Regions from separate parts of the Homo sapiens genome. Here region 1 is linked to region 2. Evidence: chromatin loops called from intact Hi-C (ENCODE). Cell type or tissue: endothelial cell of umbilical vein. All regions are shown on one strand. Each heading gives the region's core, and the rest is flanking DNA. Links, peaks and the distances in the headings are about the cores only. Region 1 overlaps LANCL1-AS1 (LANCL1 antisense RNA 1). Region 2 overlaps UNC80 (unc-80 subunit of NALCN channel complex).

The links. A loop is a pair of places that touch in the nucleus more often than their neighbours do. Peaks named below come from ENCODE experiments on the same cell type or tissue, not always from the same donor. Only the 100,000 strongest peaks of a DNase experiment are listed, where the experiment ranks them.
Region 1: it touches region 2 in a loop (17-fold over the local background); 26 of 110 quality-filtered maps call a loop at or near these places.

Annotation. Positions count from the first base shown.
Region 1 is chr2:210,394,152-210,405,276 of GRCh38, forward strand. All of the region lies in intron 1 of LANCL1-AS1 (LANCL1 antisense RNA 1), which reads left to right. Among named protein-coding and RNA genes, the nearest start is that of LANCL1-AS1, 75 kb to the left of the region's middle. In endothelial cell of umbilical vein, for the core only: no CTCF peak of the experiment used is centred there; no DNase peak of the experiment used is centred there.
Region 2 is chr2:209,971,823-209,982,947 of GRCh38, forward strand. It overlaps UNC80 (unc-80 subunit of NALCN channel complex), which reads left to right. Exons shown (of 65, transcript NM_001371986.1): 55 at 379-502; 56 at 1,242-1,448; 57 at 4,297-4,481; 58 at 5,091-5,256; 59 at 6,707-6,886; 60 at 10,357-10,495. Among named protein-coding and RNA genes, the nearest start is that of RPE, 25 kb to the right of the region's middle. In endothelial cell of umbilical vein, for the core only: a CTCF peak has its summit at 6,001 (motif pointing right); a DNase peak (open chromatin) is centred at 6,009; H3K27me3 peaks cover 175 bases.

The DNA.
Region 1 (11,125 bases), core at 2,024-10,023, 420 kb after region 2:
ATGGAAACACTTTTTTTATTTAAAATTTTATTGTGAATTAAACTTAGACCTACAGAAAAGTTGCAAAAATGTTACGTAAAGTGCCCATACTTCACTCACCTTCCCCTTATGTTAACACCTTACAATGTACATTTGTTGATACCAGGAAATAAGCATTCTTAGAATACCATTAACTAAATTACAGACTTTATTCAAATCTTACCAGGTTTTTAACCAAATTTTCACCATGAATCCATTTCTGTTTCAGGATCCAAATCAGGATCCCACACTGCATTCAGTAGTCATGTCTCCTCAGTCTCTTCCTATTTGTAAGTCCCTCAATCTCCCCTCAACTTTCATGACCTTGACACTTTTATTTTCTTTGAGACAGAGTCTCGCTCTGTCATCCACTGCAGTGGTGCAGTCTCGGCTCACTGCAATCTCCGCCTCCCGGGTTCAAGCGATTCCCCTGTCTCAGCCTCCCGAGTAGCTGGGACTACTGGCATGTGCCACCACGCCCGGATTTTTTTTTGTATTTTTAGTAGAGACAGGGTTTCATCGTGTTAGCCAGGATGATCTCGATATACTGACCTCATGATCAGCCCACCTGGGATTACAGGCATGAGCCACCACGCCCAGCCGACCATGACACTTTTAAAGAGTCCTGCAGGCTGGGCACAGTGGCTCACACCTGTAATCCCAGCACTTTGGTAGGCTGAGGCAGGCAGATCACCTGAGATCAAGAGTTCGAGACCAGCCCAGCCAACATGGCAAAACCCCGTCTCTACTAAAAATACAAAAATTAGCTGGGTGTGGTGGCGGGCACCTGTAATCCCAGCTACTTGCCTCCAGATTGGTGGAGGATGAACTAATAGTGGATTTGGTTTCAGCCTGGAGTTGCTGTGAAATGGTGACACACTGCAGTCAATGCAAAAGTCTTCAGGCCTCGAGTGTTCTGAACACATACCTGCCTGGAGGAGATTCTCCAGCCCTGAAGGAATGAAGGAATGTTCCTCTAACCTCAGTCCCAACCTAGCAATGAGCCGAGATGGCGCCATTGCACGCTGTCTTAAAAAAAAAAAAAAAAAAAAATCCTGCTTAAGTATTTTGTAGAATATTTATCAATTTCTGTTGTCTTATGTTTTCTTATGAATAGATCGAGGCTATGCATTTTTGGCACAAATACTACAGAAATGATGTTGTACTCCTAGCTCATAATCCAATATCATTACTTATTTTCTTGCTAAATTGTTTCAACTTCGGTCTTTCAAAGCTACTTTAGGCTGGCTCCTGTTATCATTTCAACATGCCTTCATCCTTTTTTTGAGCATTTCTTTACTTTGTGGCACCAAAAGTGTTCTAAGCTCATCTTATATTTTCCCTTCCCCAGCTCTGGAATCAATCAGTTTTCCAGGAAGCCTGATATTAGGTCTTCGTGATTGGTGTGTTCTTCTCTTTTTTCCTAAAGTTCTGGGCCTTCAATGGTTTATTTCCTGAAACTAATAAATATATGCATTATCATTCACTAGGAGCGGGTCTGTGTATACTTTTTCTAAACTGAAATTGTAAAGGAACCTTGAATATGAGTTCTGGCCACATTATCAAAGGCCAGGCATAAGCCTCCAGGACATTCAAGCAAGCTTTTCAAGGACATTGCTCAAGAAAGAAGTTATTTCTGACATTTCTCTTCCCTTATTTCCCATGTCTAACTGGCTGCATCTGTGAATCCTCTCACAAGTCTGTCCCCTCTGCTCATCTTCACTGCCACTTCACTGGTTTTGGTCCTTCCCTGGCCCATGTCACAGCCTCCTGATGGTCTTCCTGATTTCATTCTCTCTTTCCTTCAACTCATCTTCCACATGGATGCATAAATAATCATTCCATTTGCAGATCCAACCTCATTGCTTACTCCTAAAGCTAGAAGAGGATGGTTTTTCTACATTTTGATGGTTTTTCTGAGCCTATCATTGGCGATATAGTTCTCTCATATTAATAGTGGTGGTTCTCAAACTTTTTGTGTAAGAGAATCATCTGGAGGGCTATTAAAATATAGCTTGCTAGGGTCCACTGCCAGATTTCCATGCTAGTAGGTCTGGGATGTAGTCTGAGAATGTGTACTTCCTGCAAGTTTCCACGTGATGCTGATGATGCTGCTTCAGGTAACTACTGACCAACAAGATAATGTCCAAACAGCTTAACGAGAAACTTAAGACCTTTTAACAACTAGGTCTTTGTACCTCCCATCTCTCTACTTTTTTTCTCAAACATGCTGTTCTTTTTCATGTCTTGCATGACCTCTGCATATAGTAATTTCCCAACAGTTCTGCCTGTTCATCTTTGTCTCCTACGTTTTTCTACATTTTGCAGATTACTATTCTGGCTCCCCTCTTTCCTATTCTTCCAACTTGAGAAGGCTTGTTATTCCTCTGGGGCCCAATAGTACTTGATACATAGCTTACTATGAAAATTACAACTTGGTGTTGGATTTAGTAATTTACTCATTCACCCAGTAGTTCTTGAGTTCTCTAGAAGCAGGACAGTTCCAAGTTCTTCTTTAGTCTTGGTTCTCCAGCTCTCAGTCCTCACAGCACCCAGTCTAGAATAGGCACTGAATAAATGTTGAGAGAAACACAACATTTTCAAGGAAGGTATTATGATCTTTACACTAAAGGAGGTAATAAAGAGTTTCCAAGAACACTTCAAGATCTATTACTGTTATATTACAGGTGAAAGTTTATTTTAAATAAGAGATTATCTTAAGATATGGAATTAGCTAAAAGATTTAGGAACTCTGATCACTTATTGAAACCAGGTAATTTGAATCAGGATTCTCACACAAGTTTAGGATGGCCTAGTGGTCTGGCAACATGGCATCAAGTGAAACAGATTTGGCAGTTCTGCTGTGATCCAGACTGGTAATTAAGTCTTCTTTTCTGTGTGGGCTGTTAATTGGTCTACCTGAAGAATTGCCAATCCCCATTTGTAGTCTGTAGACAGTATTATTTACTGTCAACAGATGTCAGCTATTATAGTGACCATCCTTAGTCTTCTTAATTACATCATACCCATCAACTGAAATCTAGAACCAGGGTTCTTAACCAACTCTTGATGGTCATTGAAAAGATTTGGTGGCCTATGAACATGGATGGAAAACAATCACATATTAATTTTCACCAAGTTATAACTGAAGTATTTCCTTCAATTAATTACTGATATAGGCAACAAATACAATTGTATTGGGGGTACCTGATAACTTTTTGTCATTGATAGAAATCATCTATATTTTTATACTGTATTATAGCAGTTATTTCTGCTTACAATTATTTCAAAATTACAATAGTTATTAGATGTGCTAATAAAGGAGCACATACACTATTATATCACACATTTTGAAATATTTTGATATCTGTATTTCAAAATCAGTTGCTTTCTCTATAAGTGTTGTTTACATATTTAACACAGAATCCTATGTGTGCTATTTTATATATTTAAAACATTATTCTGAGAGTGGATCCATATCTTTTAAGGGGATCTTGAAGTGGTCCATGACACCAGAAAGGTGAAGAACCTCCACTGTAGAAGGTAAGGTTAGGATTGAACTCTGTTGACGTTCACTGCATAACATAGTTTTGTAGGAGAATTTTTAAAAAGCAATAGAAAAAATATCAAGTTTACTTTGGATACTCAAGTGTCCATTTAAGGAGTTCATAAAATAAAACAATGATTAATGAATTATAGCAGAACATTTTCTCCTATTATGTACAAACTGCAAGTGAAATAGTCTTTGATTTCTTGGGCCACATGCTCGCAGTACGGTAATAGTTAAATTAATTTCTAATATGTCTCATCTCATTATGGATCTGTGCAATAGTCTCTTTCAATTTTAAATTGAACTTCAGGGGAGATTAAATACTTAGGTATTCCAGTTTGTATAAAATTTCTAGATTCATACAAATTAAACTTCCTCTGTCTAAATGACCCTAATCATTCTAATTTAGCTAGATGGAGCTTATTTCCTTTTGACAGGGCTTGTCATGTTGAATCTTACCCAGGGAGATGAACAGCATGCCAAGTGGGTAATAAGTATTCCAGATGTTGCCTTGCTGCTTTCCAACAAAGTTATTAATAAAAGTCAGTTGCTTCTTATCTTTTTTTATCCTCTAATATTGCTGAGAATCTAAACTTCCTTTCTCCCAATTAAGATATGGTAATTTAAAAGTACAGTAAATGGGCTGCTGCAGAGGAAGGTGATTTTTATATAAGTGGCTATCCATCATGAATGGTACATCAGGGATTCTTAGGGCAATCTGAGGCTTGATGGGACTGTGGGTGGGAAAAAGTGAAGGAGAATATGAAAAAGATTTGACAGAGCTCTGAGTCTCAGATTGTTCATGTGTGCTGGGGAAGATTGAGCATCAAAAGAGCCATTTTATTTACTTTTGGCTGGAATAAGAATACAGGTGGGAATAGCTACCACTATAGCCACTTGATTAAAATTGATCTCCCCTAGTTAGACTGTGGTGGGAAGCCTTGAAAGACTCTTGGTCCACCTTCTATGCATACCTACATCCCGTCTCTGCAGCGGCCCTGAGAGGCCTCTATGCAACAACTACCAAGGTCCTTTGGTGGGAATTCACGTGTCTGTCATCAAGAAACTGAAATGAAAGTGTGTTTGGACTGCAGAGAGGAGAACAGTGGTGGCTGAAGGGAGATATGAGCCTGGAGAGAGATTCAGAGGCCAAAAGTTACAAGGCCTGATTTCAGGACAACTTCTACATAAAAACATGCCTTTTAAAGCTTACTGGAAATATCTAATTTTTATTAGGTATAAGAAAATTAGATATTATTCAGAGCTAGGAAAAGCCTAATCATAATAGATAATGTTAATTATAATACTTTGCCAGTGTGATGGCTTGAGTCTCTTTCAAAACACTTTGGGCTTGGTGGATTTTATGTGAATTTTCCTTCAATTAAAAAAAACTGGGCTTCCTTTTACTTTGCTCTCTCTCCTTTTAAATTCAAAGCCATGGAAAAGCTTTTGTATTTTAAAAGGTATAGAGGGGTGGTTAATATTACTTTAGAGAAAGAAGAGATGTAAATAATTGGCAAAGTGAAATAAAGTTATTTTCAGAAAACAGTCTTAATCAGCAACAGAACTCACATTTGCACATTCATATATATATATACACACAGCCTTGCACTGTCTCTCATCCTTTGATTTTGGTTATAGCTAACAATAACCTGACATCTAGTTTAAACCACTTTGAACTTTAAAGTGGAAGAAATTTTGCATTAACACCATGTTTGCTATGAAATCAGTACTTCCAGCGTTTCCAATATGCTTGAATGGTTATGTGGATTTTTTTATTCAGACACAATTTCCTCAAATGTCAACAAAGAAATGCCATTCTGGGTGCAAATATTTTTCTCTCCTATCATCTCCATTAGTTTTTCAACTTTATTAACTATTGAAATTATTAAACTGAGCTATACTGACATCTGCTGGACAAAAATCTGCCTTAATAATTAGACAGATTTAATAACTAGGTAGTTACTATTGAGTAGGAAGCAAAGCTATATTAAACAAAATAGAAAGTAAAACTAAGTTAAACATAGCATCATTAACTTATATGTAATACATCTAAGTAAACATTTCTAAGTCCATTTCTCTAGCTGGTGAAATTGTTATTTCAATTTGGTGGTTTAACACACATTTTCTGTGCACCCATAAGCATTACACACTGCATATACTCAGAGGGTCTGGTGTAGATAACAGGGTCCTTTCTTGAAAGGAGTGGAGGGTCTGGTGGGGAAGACATACTGTATATATAAACAGATATTTTCGCGAGTGTTCTCTCCAAGCTGCCTTCTGTCAGCATCACAGTGGATGGTCCTGTACCCATTGTTCCCAGAACATCTTTGTGCAGGGAACAAACCAGAGCAGGATCATTTTGTCTGTTAAGCAATACAGACATAGTTATTTGGGCATAGGAATTTTTCATGGGCCTATAAATATGGGTGTGTATTCTAAAATGCAACACAACAACAGAAAATTAAGATTACCAAATTTCAAATTAAATGTCTATAGAAAATATAATGTTAACTTCTCTATTTTTAAAACTGAGTATTCATGAATTTTAGGTTAGACACCTTCACTTCTCAGGAATTCCTGGTTATGTGTGATGAGTTCTAAAAAATCACAGCCAATTATTAAAACCATTAAACAATATTTGTAGCCAAATATTGTCAAAAGAAAAAGCATAACAATCTTTTAAAAATTTATTAAAATTTTAATAGAAAAATTAAAGTGAAATGTACATGCACTTTTAATGTACTTGAGGTAACGTGGGGAGAGATTATGATGATCTTTTAATTGCCTTTTAATTGAGCTAAGACAGAAGCTGAGCAGAAAAGGGGTTGGGATGTGCATGCTCTCAAAGGGAGGGTGTACTACAGTTACGGAGAGGAGAAGTCATGAGCAAAAGAACAGAAGTATGACTGATTGACTGACTATAGATCGAATTGGAATAAAGGGATGATTGATATTGAAACAGTGGTTTTCAAACTTGACCAACATCACAATCACTTGGAGGATTTGTTAAGGCATATTGCTATTCCCTGCCTCCAGAGTTTTTGACTTAGCAGGTCTTGATTGGACCCTAGAATGTGCATTTCTGTCAAGTTCTCGGTAATAAAAATTTATGTTGCTGTTCCACACTGCATTTTGAAAACCAATGGTCTGAGATAATATGCAACTTTTTTTGCCTTGAACACCCAGGTATTTGGTAATACTATTAATTGTCTTAGGAAGTTCAGATGAAGGGACAACATAGAGGAGTGGGAAATAGAAAAGATGATGAATTTGGCTTTTTTAAGGAAACAGAAGAAAATCCATCAAAGCCAAACCTACAGAAGGTCTTCTAGTATGCCTCAATAAAATGTGAAAGCAACTCCTGTTATTCAAAGTAATATTATTTTCTTATTTTAAAATCTTATTTTAACTCAAGTTAAAGCATTGAAGTTACCTAAGATGCTAGTATTTGATACATGATACATTGGAATCTGTGTTTTACCCTGGTTTATAAATAGCTTAAAATCCACTTTTATTTATTTATTTTTTATTATACTTTAAGTTCTGGGGTACATGAGCAGAACGTGCAGTTTTTTTACATAGGTATACACGTGTCTTAGTGATTTTCTGCACCTATCAACCTGTCACCTACATTAGGTATTTCTCCTAATGCTATCCCTCCCCTAGACCCTCACCTCTTGACAGGCCCCGGTGTCCATATGTTCTCATTGTTCCCCTCTCTGTGTCCCCGGTGATGCTCCCCTCTCTGTGTCCATATGTTCTCATTGTTCAGCTCCCAATTATGAGTGAGAACATGTGCTGTTTGGTTTTCTGTTCTTGTGTTAGTTTGCTGAGAATGATAGTTTCCAGCTTCATCCATGTCCCTGCAAAGGATGTGAACTCATCCTTTCCATTGGCTGCATAGTATTCCATGGTTTGTATGTGCCACATTTTCCTTATCCAGTCCATCATTGATAGACATTTGAGTTAGTTCCAAGTCTTTGCTATTGTGAATAGTACTGCAATAAACATACGTGTGCATGTGTCTATAGTAGAATGATTTATAATCCTTTGGGTATATACCCAGTAATGGGATTGCTGGGTCAAACGGTATTTCTTGTTCCAGATCCTTGAGGAATCGCCACACTGTCTTCCACAATGGTTGAACTAATTTACACTCCCACCAACAGTGTAAAAGCGTTTCTATTTCTCCACATCCTCTCCAGCATCTGTTGTTTCCTGAGTTTTTAATGATTGCAATTTGATACACGATACATTGGAATCTGTGTTTTACACTAGTTTATAAATAGCTTCTAATTGGTGTGAGATGGTATCTCACTGAGGTTTTGATTTGCATTTTTCTAATGACCAGTGATGATGAGCTTTTTTCCATATGTTTTTTTCTTGACTACATAAATGTCTTCTTCTGAAAAGTGTCTCTTCATAGCCTTCACCCACTTTTTGATGGGGTTGTTTTTCTCTTGTGAATTTGTTGAAGTTCCTTGTAGATTCTGGGTATTAGCCCTTTTGTCAGATAGATAGATTGCAAAAAATTTCTCCCAGTCTGTAGGTTGCCTGTTCACTCTGATGATAGTTTCTTCTGCTGTGCAGAAGCTCTTTACTTTAATTAGATCCCATTTGTCAATTTTGGCTTTTGTTGCCATTGATTTTGGTGTTTTAGACATGAAGTCTTTGCCCATGCCTATGTCCTGAATGGTATTGCCTAGGTTTTCTTTTAGGATTTGTATGATTTTAGGTCTTACATTTAAGTCTTTAATCTATCTTGAGTTAATTTTTCTATAAGGTGTATGGAAGGGGTCCAGTTTCAGTTTTCTGCATATGGCTGGCCAGTTATCCCAACACCATTTATTAAATAGGAAGTCCTTTCCCCATTGCTTGTTTTTGTCAGGTTTGTCAAAGATCAGATGGTTGTAGATGTATGGTGTTATTTCTGAGGCCTCTGTTCTGTTCTAGTAGTCTATATATCTCTTTTGGTACCAGTATCATGGTGTTTTGGTTACTGTAGCCTTGTAGTATTGTTTGAAGTCAGGTATCATGAAACCTCCAGCTTTGTTCTTTTTGCTTAGGATTGTCTTGGCTATGTGGGCTCTTTTTCATTTCCATATGAAGTTTAAAGTAGTTTTTTCTAATTCTGTGAAGAAAGTCAATGGTAGCTTGATGGGGATAGCATTGACTCTAGAAATTACTTTGGGCAGTATGGCCATTTTCATGATATTGATTCTTCCTATCCTTGAGCATGGGATGTTTTTCCATTTGTTTGTGTCCTCTCTTATTTCCTTGAGCAGTGATTTGTAGTTCTCCTTGAAGAGGTCCTTCACATCCCTTGTAAGTTGTATTCCTAGGTATTTTATTCTCTTTGTAACAATTGTGAATGGGAGTTCACTCATAATTTGGCTCTCTGTTCGTCTGTTATTGATGCATAAGGGTGCTTGTGATTTTTGCACATTGATTTTGTGTCCTGAGACTTTGCTGAATTTGCTTATCAGCTTAAGGAGATGTTGGGCTGAGATGGTGGGGTTTTCTAAATATAAAATCATGTCATCTGCAAACAGAGACAATTTGACTTCCTCTCTTCCTATTCGAATACTCTGTTTATTAGCATGAAGGAGCATTGAATTTTGTCGAAGGCCTTTTCTGCATCTATTGAGATAATCATGTGGTTTTTGTCATTGGTTCTCTGTATGTGATGGATTACATTTATTGATTTGTGTGTATTGAACCAGCCTTGCATCCCAGATATGAAGCCAACGTAATCATGGTGGATAAGCTTTTTGATGTGCTGCTGGATTTGGTTTGCCAGTATTTTATTGAGAATTTTTTCATCGATGTTCCTCAGGGATATTGGCCTGACATTTTCTTTTTTTGTTGTGTCTCTGCCAGGTTTTGGTATGAGGATGATGCTGGCCTCATAAAATGAGTTAGGGAAGAGTCCCTCTTTTTCTATTGTTTGGAATAGTTTCAGAAGGAATAGTACCAGCTCCTCTTTGTACCTCTGGTAGAAGTCGGCTGTGAATCCGTCAGGTCCTGGACTTTTTTTGGTTGGTAGGGTGTTAATTACTGCTTCAGTTTCAGAACTTGTTATTGGTTTATTCAGGGATTCGACTTCTTCCTGGTTTAGACTTAGGAGGGTGTATGTGTTCAGGAATTTTCCATTTCTTCTAGATTTTTTAGTTTATTTGCATAGAGGTGTTTATAGTATTCTCTGATGGTAGTTTATATTTCTGTGTGATCAATGGTGATATCCCCTTTTTCATTTTTCAGTGTGTCTATTTGATTCTTCTCTCTTTTCTTATTAGTCTTGCTAGTGGTCTATCTATTTTGTTGATCTTTTCAAAAAACCAGCTCCCGGATTCATTGATTTTTTTTGTAGGGTTTTTGTGTCTCTATCTCCTTCAGTTCTGCTCTGATCTTAGTTATTTCTTGTCTTCTGCTGGCTTTTGAATTTGTTTGTTCTTGCTTCTCTAGTTGTTTTAATTGTGATGTTAGTGTGTCAATTTTAGATATTTCCTGCTTTCTTTTGTGGGCATTTAGTGCTATAAATTTCCCTCTACACACTGCTTTAAATATGTCCCAGAGATTCTAGTACATTGTATCTTTGTTCTTTTTGGTTTCAAAGAACATCTTTATTTCTGTCTTAATTTTGTTATTTACCCAGTAGTCACTTAGGAGCAGATTGTTCAGTTTCCTTGTAGTTGTGTGGTTTTGAGTGAATTTCTTAATCCTGAGTTCTAATTTGATTGCACTGTGGTCTGAGAGACTGTTTGTTATGATATCCATTTGATTGCATTTGCTGAGGAGTGTTTTACTTCAATCTATGTGGTCAAGTTTAGAATAAGTGCAATGAGGCGCTGAGAAGAATGTATAGGCTGTTGATTTGGGGTGGAGAGTTCTGTAGATGTCTATTAGATCTGCTTGGTCCAGAGCTCAGTTCAAGTCCTAAATATTCATGTTAATTTTCTGTCTCGTTGATCTGTCTAATGTTGACAGTGGGGTGTTAAAGTCTCTCACTATTATTGTGTGGGAGTCTAAGTCTCTTTGCAGGTCTCTAAGAATATATATATATATATATATATATGCAACAAGAAGAGCTAATATATATATATATATAAACAAGAAATAACTATATATAGTTAACAAGAAATAACTATACATATATAACTATATTTATTTCTTGTTATATATATATATATATATATATATATATATATATATATATATATATTAGCTCTTCTTGTTGCATTGATCCCTTTACCATTATGTAATGCCGTTCTTTGTCTCTTTTGATCTTTGTTGGTTTAAAATCTGTTTTTTCAGAGACTAGGATTACAACCCCTGCTTTTTGCTTTTTTTTGGTTTCCATTTGCTTGGTAAATATTCCTCCATCCCTTTATTTTGAACCTATGTGTGTCTTTGCACATGAGATATGTCTCCTGAATACAGCACACCGATGGGTCTTGACTCTTTTTCCAATTTGCCAGTCTGTGTCTTCTAATTGGGGCATTTAGCCCATTTACAATTAAAGTTAATATTGTTATGTGTGAATTTGATCCTATC
Region 2 (11,125 bases), core at 1,776-9,775:
GAATAACTACCAAAAGGAGCAAGTGAGAAGTTCTGATTTTCTTCCTTCTCCTTTGTTGTTAAAATATTTATTGGTAGAAAAATAGAGAAAATTAATGGGGACATGAAGTTGTTTTTGTACCTGACCATAAGTATTCTAATTTTTCATTTAATATTCAAGATGTTACTATCTTTTTAGGTGTATAGCTCTCAATTATATCAAGACAATGGTAAAGTATCAGTTTTGAGTGAAGCTTGTATGCTGTACAGACAACAATTGAACTCATAGTTTACAGGAGCAGCCAGCAGGGAGTCACCGTCTCCATCATACTGTGTAAAAACAAACATACTAAATGGGTGTGGTGGTCAATTAATCTTTTCTTCTATTATTGCTGCACAGGCTTTAAAAGAAGATTTTCCTTTAAGCCATGTGATCTCCCCATTCACCAATCAAGAGCGAAGGGAGGGGATGCTTTTAAATCTGCTCATCCCATTTGTGCTCACAGTAGGATCTGGAAGCAAAGGTCTGATTAATTTAACTAAAGGAAATTTATCATTGTTGTTGTGTTCTCTTAAATGTCAGGCTGTTATTTCTTTTTCCTGTTCCCATGAAGGCTATCACTGAAGTCAGTCTGAATGATTTAAATAGGGTCATCTTAGGAAATAAGAGTTTTTCTTTCTTTTCAGTTTAGCTACCTGGGACCAGAGTTTCTCTGCTCTACTTCTTAGGAGATACGTCCTATTTAAAGTCATTTCAGTACAGCAAAAATCAGGGGAACAGTCATTCAATTCAGTTGAGAAAATGGTATTCGTTGAAGTACAATATAAGAATTGACAGGTGAACAAACTTGTACAACCTACGTGGACACTGGGTTTAGCAGAAATCCTGCCACTGTCATTAAATTCCAATGTATTTTCATTACTCTTTCTTCTTAGGGGTAGAGGGATTCTTTTAGGAAAAGTTTGTCTCAAATGTAAGTACAGTGCATCATGAGTATTTGCAAAAAGAAAGGAGATTGAAATGGTAAGCGAGACATTTGGCTAAGACCACAGGTTGTTGGGTACCCACTATGGAGAAAATACTCAGGTGCCAGGAACACTGTTTCTGTCCATTGGTGAAGCTGTACTTGATGGGAAACACCTGAATTTCTAGGGTGTTGTAGTTTGGACTTGGAAAGAGCTGAGTTTTTCTGTATCTACTGTGGACAGTCTACCTTGTGATGTTTTTCTTTCCACTTCCGTCTTCCAAATTCTGCCCCTCAGATAGCCCATGGCTGGAGCAGCCTGAGGTGCAGCTGCTGCTGCAGACAGTCATCAATGTACTCCTCCCACCGCGGATCATCAGCACATCCAGGAGCAAGAACTTCATGTTAGAGAGCTCCCCAGCCCACTGCTCCACCCCTGGGGATGCGGGGAAAGACTTGCGCAGGGAAGGGCTGGCTGAGTCCACCAGCCAAGCAGCATACTTGGGTTGGTACTTTCTCTCTCTCTCTCTCTGTTTGTGCATGTGTATGTATATGTATGTGAAAATATATGTGTAGATAGATAGATAAATAAATAAATAGATGTACTTAGTTAAGTTCCAACTTAACTCAGAAAGAATTTAGAGAGACCTCAAACCAGAATGTATTTAAAGAGACCTCAATCCAGAATGTATTTAAAGAAGCCACTTGAACAAGAAACATTACCCTTGCAAAAAAAGTCTGGTTTCCTTCAGTAAACATATGCCAAAAAACAACGTGGTTTCACATCTGCCATGCCTAAATTACTTGGCTGTTTTATATATGAGTGTCTGGGCTTGTAAGGAAGGCATCTGCAGTAAAGATTCTTCCATGCTGATTAAGTACCAGATCACTAGTGAGGTTCAGTAGCTGTTATAAGATCTAAACTCAGTCTAGTATACAAAGACACAGCATTGCACAACATGTGGGGCTCATTGATCTGTCACCTATATAAATGGAGTTCTGTATTTGGGCAGTCTACATCCTATGCTGCAAGATTTGGTGACCTTGCAATATGCTATGCCCCTACTAGCTCTTTTTCCTCCCTTAACATGTCTTTAATCTCCATTTTGATCATTACTCTAGTGAGGCCAGTCCAGTCCTGCTCCCATAGGCTTCCCAATCCCTTTCCCTCTTTGACTCCTACTTTCCCGTTATCCTATGCTGCCTTTAACCTGGTCGTGACCCGGGGAGCAATGGAAAGCCACTCTTTGGCCCTGAATGAACTGGGCCAGCAGGAAAAGACCACTCTTGCCATAGCGCTGAGAATAAGTGGCACTGGCAGTGGGGAATTTCAAAATGAGAAAGTCTTGCCTGATATTTTTCAATTCACCAAAGCAGATATTGGTGAGAAGTATAAGATGAACACAAACACACTGATGAAAATGAGTCCTTGGAGTTTGGAGTATGGAGGGGTGTTTGAACTGCCTTATAATGGGATGTGTTTGAAAATGAGGGGATTGACAATGAAAATGAAAAAGGAGAAAAAGACACAAGGAATGCATGTACCTAGGACTAACCCATATGGATGCTCAGTTGGCCAAGGTATACAAAAGTAGAATTCAAATCTAAGCTCTATCATAGAGCCCTACATGAAGTTTAGGATTGCACAGAGGATGATGGAGGAAAGGGGCTCACCATGTACAGGAAGGATATGAGAAGACACTTGATGAGTTTCTGTCCTCTCCACTGTCTGCCTTTTCAGTAAAGAGTTGTTTTTACTTTGTTACATGGCCAGGCTACTGAACCTGTATTTTAAGTTTGTTTTTACATTTATTTTGAGCACTTACTGTGCACCAAGCAGTTTTCTGTGCTTTACACTATTACCACATTGAATCCTCTCATCTTCTCAATAACTCTAAGAAGTTAGTGTTATTCTCATTTTAGGAGTGAAGAGGCTGGGGCCCAGAAAGGTTGAGTAACTTGCCTGAAGGCATATATCTTAATAAGTGACAGAGCTAGAATGAGTCTCTGTTCTTGAGTCACTTTTATACACTGCTATGTCTTAGGCTGATGGAGGTTTAGGTGGAAAGTAGAATGGCAGAAAGCCAAAGTCAGCCAACAGGCCTAGTAACAGTGAAAACGTCATCAGAATTATGGTAGAGAAAGAGGAGTGTTGTTTTTTATTTGTTTGTTTGTTTGTTTAGTTGAGGGAAAGGAATTGAGATAAGCAATTGCTGTGAAAAGTGAGACTTTGAGGAGGAATATGGGTAAGAAGGAATCTTGCAATCTCTCTCTCTGTGTTACATGGCATGGTTCTCTCCTGGAAACATCCTAAAGATGGTAAAGGCATATGTGACTCTTGAGGATTTTAGAGAATTGGATTTCTGTGTGCATTTAGTCACTCAATGCACTTAAGAAAGATTTTTGTGTTTTCCTAATCAGAATCAAAATGTGTTTAGTATACACATTTTTTAGATGCTGAGATTCATGGGCCTTAAGAATGATCAAGAAGACCCAGGTCACTTGACTGCCCCATGGCAGACTCCATGGTAAAAGCTGTAGTGGCAGAGGGAGCTCCCGTCATAATCTTTGATGTCTTCACAATACTCTGGTTTGTCCTGACACACGGTTTGGGAAATCTGCTTCCTGAAAAATAAAAATAAATGTAGATTGTGAAGGGCTGCTGGAATCTGAGAGGAAAGAGATATGGACAAATAAATCCAGTAGGGTTTAGTAACAGACGTAGTGTGTGATGAAGGAAGGTGTTTTTTATTTTTGGAAAGATACCCTGCACGCATTTACTGGTTACCTCTGGGGAGCAGTTTAGTGTGGGGTCAGGAAGGGAACTGGGAAGGAAAAGGACTTAATATTTTTTAACTTTGTGCACTTCTTCATGGTTTTATTTTACTTTTAGTAACACAAATATTTATTTTTATGGTTAAAAGAAAAAAGGAAAAGATTTTTAAGATCCATGTTTTAGCTAAGAATGTGAGTGATATGTCCGTATTACCATAAAGTTATTATGATAAAACTTTTGGAAGGTAAAACGTTAGCCACACATCATGTTTATGAAACATTTTCCTTTCAATTCAGTGGACCACATTGCTCTATATTTTCCAAGATAGTAGTTCTTAAGATGCACTTAAGAAAGATACTTGAGTAATCTTCATCAGAATCAAAACACTTAGCATACACGTTTTTGTCTCGATGTACAGAATACTCTTGCTCGGGAATACATACGAAGTTTTTAGAAACATGGAGAGAGCTTAGAAATTTAGAAAATTTCTAAAGGTGCATAAAGGGCTCTGGATGTAGGTTGGGTTCCTCGGAAGCACACGTCCGCAGGCTCATTTTTCTCTTTTCCCGGTGTGAAGCGCTGAAGGTGATTCTCGTCTGCTTTGAGAGGCAGCTCGGAAGCCAGTGGTACTGGCTGAGCCTCCAGGTGAAGGAGATGGCTCTGCGGAAGGTGGGAGGCCTGGCCCTTTGGGATTTCCTCGACTTCATCGTGCGGACCCGAATACCCATCTTTGTGCTTTTGCGCCCTTTCATCCAGTGCAAGGTGTGGTGTGTGCTTCTCCTCCTGAAAGTGGCAAGCTCAAATGAATGTGTGGCTCTCTACTGAGGCAGGAATATGGCAGGAGTGCTCATGGTACCTACTGTTGCCAGTTAGTAGGGCCTGTTAATACCATGCTTGATGAGAAAACCGCCCAAAAATATATTCCAGAGGATAAAAATTTCACACTAGAAATGCCTTCACAGTAAGAGCTTTGTTGGAGTCTGTAAAACTTTGCCCGCTCCCTACTAATCATCCCCCACTCTACCCACCCAAAAGATTGGTCCAGTGGAATAGTTTGGAGAATCTTCTATCTTCAGTGACATGACTGAGATCTGATTTTAAATAAACATAAGAAAAACATAGGATACTTAACGTATGTTTTTCCTCCAAGACCCTCGGTACCCATCTACACTTGGTCTTTTCATGCCTCAGTTTCTTAGGGCAGTGATTTAAAACGATGTAATTATTAAGCACTTCCTGTGTAAAGTGCCGTTCTAGGAACATCACATGCATTACCTTATTTATTCCTCACAACAATGAAATAGGTACAGCAATTAGCCCATTTTATGGATGGAAAATTGAGGCCCTGAGAATGTTATGCCTTCCTTTCAGCTGCTGGCCCAACCAGCAGAGAATCATGAAGAGCTTTCCGCCCGGCAACATATTGCCGACCAGCTGGAGCGGCGCTTCATACCACGCCCTTTGTGTAAGAGCTCGCTCATTGCTGAGTTCAACAGTGAACTAAAAATTCTAAAAGAGGCAGTTCATAGTGGATCAGGTGAGTGTGCATGAGAGTGTTGTGAATTTGTTTGACTAATGGAACTCACAGCCTACAAAGAATCCCTCTGTCCAGGTCACCACACTTTTTGGAACTATGAATATGTTAGCCATTTTGGTACACTGTTAGATTTGACCATTTCTAATAAGTTAGCCATTTGACCACCACTAGATTTGACTTCCTCTTTTGTCAGTAACAAAATAGAAATCAAAAGGATATCATAAGAATTTAGTTTTCCTTTTCTATATATTTTTTAATCTTCATTTTAGTAGTTAATCTCTTTCTTGAGTATTTAATTGGAAGAAAAATGGTTTAAATCATTACCTTTATTTCCTTTTGGAAAAAGAGAAGGGGGACATTCATTTATTGAGCTTCTATTTTATGGTAGATTATTTCCTTTAATCTATACAAATACCTTCAAGGTATATAATTGAAAGTCCCTGTAAAAAATGAGGAAACAGACACAGTAGAAAATAGATAAATAATTTACAAGTAAATAACTTACTACTGTCACATAGAAAGTGATTATTGTAAGGGGATTTTTCAGCCAGATCTCTGTGATTGATTTATAAAGCCTTTAACTTTAACTTTTCACACATTGGAAGGGGAAGGATTCCCTTAGAGCTGGCAAACTAGGAGGTACTTTCTTTACATTATTCTAAAGGTATTCTTTGAGAGTACATTGCTTTCTTTCTTATAACTATGTATTAGCAGCAAATTACTGAGGAAGGAAAATAAATCATTATTTGCCATTAGAGGGCAGTCATTACCCACAAGTAAAATGTAATATGTGATAGGTTTTCTTTTTTGTGGGAGGGAAGGGTTATTTGCTTTCTTTTGAAAGCTTTTATTGTTCTTTGCAGACAATGTGGTAAAAACAAAAAATTGACAGGTATAATCCTGGTGAAGTTTACACATTATCATTCAAATATTCTACTTTGTAATAAAATAACCTGACATAGAACTGAGGGATATTTTATAGGTTGTAATTTCCAGAAAATGAGAATAAGAACAGTTTTGATTATGCATCGCGGGGTTCACATCAGACAACTTATTTATTACTTTGATATGCTTGTGTCAGATAAGATATATTTCTTAGTAAAAATTGCCAAGTTGGAAGCTACAATTCAGGTCAAATTTAATTTGCATCCTACCAACCTTGGAAAATAAAATAGAAAACCAATAAGAAAGGCAACAATGTCAAAGCATTTAATATTGTTACAGATGTTATGTTCTGGCAAGGGAACTATTTAATTATATCAGTGGCCAATATTGATTCTTTAAAATAAAAAATCCCCACTTTCATTTGCAACTTTGTTATAAAGATCATTTGTCTGGGACACATTATTTAACTAACCTTTCCTAAAAAATACAAGTGGTCAGGGAGGACTTTGAAGTGGACATTTAAGATTCTCACCATGCATTTCCTTTGGTCTCTCGCATCCTCTAGCCTACCAAGGCAAGACATCCATCAGTACCGTGGGCACCTCCACCTCTGCTTACCGCCTGAGCTTGGCCACCATGTCCCGCTCTAACACGGGCACGGGCACTGTCTGGGAGCAGGACAGTGAGCCATCCCAGCAGGCTTCGCAGGACACCCTGAGTCGGACTGATGAGGAAGATGAGGAAAGTAGGTCATTCCAGAGAATCTGGGCAGTAGACATGGCCTGGCCATACGAGCAGGGGCTTGGGAAGGATTACTGCCCTTCTGACCTTTTCCGCTTCTGATCCCCTAGTCATTTTTACAAAAGGAGTTCTAGGGGAAATGTGACTGATTCCATGATTCCTAATGCCTGCATTTCTATAAATTCCTTGATACCCTTTGGTCATTTAAAAAGAATTCAGGGAAAAAGTAAATATGAATTTGAATACATTAATTTCTGCTTCTGGCTGGGCACGGTGGCTCATGCCTGTAGTCCCAGCACTTTGGGAGGCCGAGGCGGGTGGATCACCTGAGGTCAGGAGTTCAAGACCAGCCTGGCCAACATGATGAAATCCCATCTCTACTAAAAATACAAAAACTAGCTGAGTGTGTTGGTGTGCACCTCCAGTCCCAGCTACTCTGGAGGCTGAGGCATGGGAACCACTTGAACCCGGGAGGCAGAGGTTGCAGTGAGCCAAGATCGCGCCAATGCACTCCAGCCTGGGCAACAGAGCGAGCCTCTGTCTCAAAAACAACAACTCCTATCTAAAAACTCCTAAATTTTCTTTAAACCTATATAGTCAACTTTTTCCACTAACTCCCATTTAAATTGTGGATAACTAACCAAGGAAAGCACTTATTCTCCTTTTTCCTGGACATCTTGCTTAGAGGGTTGATTGGAACTTAAATGGCCTCATTAAGCAAGGAAAAGTGAGCCGTGTATATGCCTAGGACTCAGAAAAGACCAGTTGGCTCTACCAGCCGGTATGTAAACCAGCAGGCTGTCTTGAGGGAAAGTACTCCAAATTTGAGTTAAGAGAATCCCCAGTGACTAGGTCAGCCCAGAAACTTCTAAGGCATGTGCTAGAGATTTGGTGTTATGACATGAGGAGAAATACTACATATGTATGCTTCACAGGAGGTTATAAAAAGTAAAATTAGGGTGAAAGATTCCATTAAAATGCTACTGTCATTTCAGGGGTCTTAATATTGCATTAATTATTTTCCACTTGTGTGTTAAGATACTCTGATATAACGTTTATAGCAAAGTTGTGTTGTCAATGCCATATGAATGAGAACAAAATTTAGATCTTCACTCAGAGGCTCTCCATACCAAACAACAACAAAAAGCTCTACTCTGAACTAAATTAAGTAGAAGAAACGAGAGTTGAGGTTAGAATTTTAATTAACTAAGATGAATAAAAGTGTTTTAATGTCCTACAACAGTTGGGAATGTAAGAGAAGAGAAAAAATAAATGCTTTGTCAGTACTTACCAGTAATATTTGCAGTTAGCTTCAGCATTGGTCAGACAAGGGAAAAATCATATTGTCCTGTGCCTGGCCTATAGACACATTTCTGTCTAAATCACCCTGGTGACTGCTCATGAAAATACACCTAAAGTTGTAATTAGGGAAATCTTGACTGAGAAAACACCATGAAAGAGAAAAGGATCAGCAGTTTAAATATCCACTAAGTATGGGTAAAACTTAAAGAAAATCAATTTTTTCTTTAATGCTTGAAGTAGCCTCTCCCAGCAATTCTTATTAATTATAGGAAATGATATCACCTATTTTTGTAGAGCTAAATATATTTTGCAGGTAACCTTATAAATAATAGATGACCTAACCTGTAGGAAGGAGCAAGGAAAGAAAAGTAAGTAAGACTTAAACAGGGATATCACTGGCCAAAAGCCAACACTAACATACTGATGAGGCAGCAGGGGGACTGGGGAGCCATGCAATTTTTTGCTTATATCTCTGATCACAGACATCGTAACCATCCCAATGAAAGCAAGATTGCTAACAAATGGTATTGTGTGTTTGTGATATGGGTGTGTAGTAATTTAAATAGGGAGGGGTATGAAAACCAGATTGTTGTTTTGAATTAAACTTTCTTACATTCAATAATCAGACTTGTATTAAGGCCTATCGGGTATAAGATAAGGAAGAAGGAAGTATGAGAAAGATACATTCTCTGCTTTCTAAGATCTTATAATAGATATAGTTATGTAGAGGAGATGAGAGACATTTACAATAAAGAACACCTAACAAAAGAGTTACTGGTAGACAGCACATGATTCATCACCAAACAAATACTGGGGACATAAGTGTTAAGTGATATGTGAATACAAATAAGGGGGAATAATCAATAGGATTTGGGAAAGGGCTCTGTAGAAATAGCTGAATCTATCCTACCACATTTTTTATATTTTTAAGACACATTTGTTTATTCTCTTTCCTGTGGACATATCTAAAAAGAAAATATCATTCTATAACAAGAATCAATTTTAAGTCAGTGATTATATAGCAAATTAAAATTGCTAGCACGTTTTATATTCACCTTTTGATTTGAAATAAGTTCAATTAGAAATATGATTACTTTGATATTTTAAATAAATAGTATCAGATGGTCTTACACAGTAGCACACATTCTCCAAAACTCAATATGTTTATCAAAGAATATTAGTGTTCATCAACAAACAACATTAGCTCATTTAGAATTAAGTCACTTTGTCATAGATACTGTGCTAAAGTTAATTTTCATATGAATTTGAATACATTAATTTCTGCTTCTCGCTGGGCACGGTGGCTCATGCCTGTAATCCCAGCACTTTGGGAGGCCGAGGCGGGTGGATCACCTGAGGTCAGGAGTTCAAGACCAGCCTGGCCAACATGATGAAATCCCATCTCTACTAAAAATACAAAAACTAGCTGAGTGTGTTGGTGTGCACCTCCAGTCCCAGCTACTCTGGAGGCTGAGGCATGGGAACCACTTGAACCTGGGAGGCGGAGGTTCAGTGAGCCAAGATCGCGCCAATGCACTCCAGCCTGGGCAACAGAGCGAGCCTCTGTCTCAAAAACAAAAAACAAACAAACCAAAACAAAACAAAAAAAACTCTGCTTCTATGGAGAAAACAAAATCACATACTTAAATTTTAAAATTTCGGTTAAAATCAGCATTTATTTCTTAACTTTATAGCTTTCAAATATTTTTCCTAAAAATATCTGAAATTGTCTTTCCCTCAGCAGTCTAGAAATTATTAACTGTACTGAATGTGGTTTTTGAATGTCAAGGAAATGTATTTGATTCATTCAATAACAAAGTCTCCTGAAGTATTTATGGAATGTTTTTAAAAAATTATGTGCTAGCTTTTCTCAAATCTTAAATTTGCTGATGCCTGTTCACTTTCACAAATAATCTACTTGTAAAAATTTACATTTATTTCATGAAGGATGTTCTAGTGTGGAAGGGTGGGAGATGTATAGACACGAAGAATTATCATTACCCCCAAAGGTCTAAGTTTTTTTATCTGTATGAAGGGACCAATGATAATTTAGATTTACACACAGCCCTAAGTTGTACACAAGCCAAGGACAGAACCCAAGTACAGCTTTGGTTGGGTTTTTCTGATCAGTGTCATAGTTTTTGTAACACTCTATTCCTTTGCCCCTTTTAGATGACTCTATAAGCATGCCCAGCGTGGTAAGTGAACAAGAAGCTTACCTCCTGAGTGCCATTGGAAGGAGGCGATTCTCCAGCCATGTCTCCAGCATGTCTGTACCTCAGGCTGAGGTGGGCATGCTACCCAGCCAGAGGTAAACAGCTATGGTTATACTGTACTCTGCATTTGGGGGCAAAGTTAGAAATTCTGAAAATACACTCCTGTTATTCTACAAAGACAGAAAGAGAAGCAAGCAATGGTAATGTTTTTAGATAGATCATTCCACAAAGGATTTGTCAACTAGGTTCCTGCAGGCAACACTTTGCAGTTTTCTAAGCCAAGCTAGTAGAAGGGATCCCAATTTCCAAGTATTGTCTCTCCTTAAAAATTTTCCATAGACACATGGTCTTCTTTCTGTTGTCAAATGGCATTCTTGTATTTCAGATTTATCATTAGCTAAGCTAATGATGGGTACTTGGCAAGAGTTTGGACCATCTTTATGTTTTTGGTAAAGTTTAGGCTTCTGATATATTATTAGTATTCAGTTGTAGGTAGTGACACTTAACCAAGCAGAAAAGGATCTATGCCACTGAGTGTGACCTTGGGCAGGTCATTTAACCGTAATCCACAGTTCTCCCTCTGTAAAATGAAGAGGTTTGCTAAAATGATCTTTAAGATAACTTCTCATCTATAGTTCTATGATTCCATGACAAAACCCCTTTAAATATTTTGTGTGTTCTCTGTCTCTTAAGAATATAAGTAAAAAAAAACTTCCCATGTATAT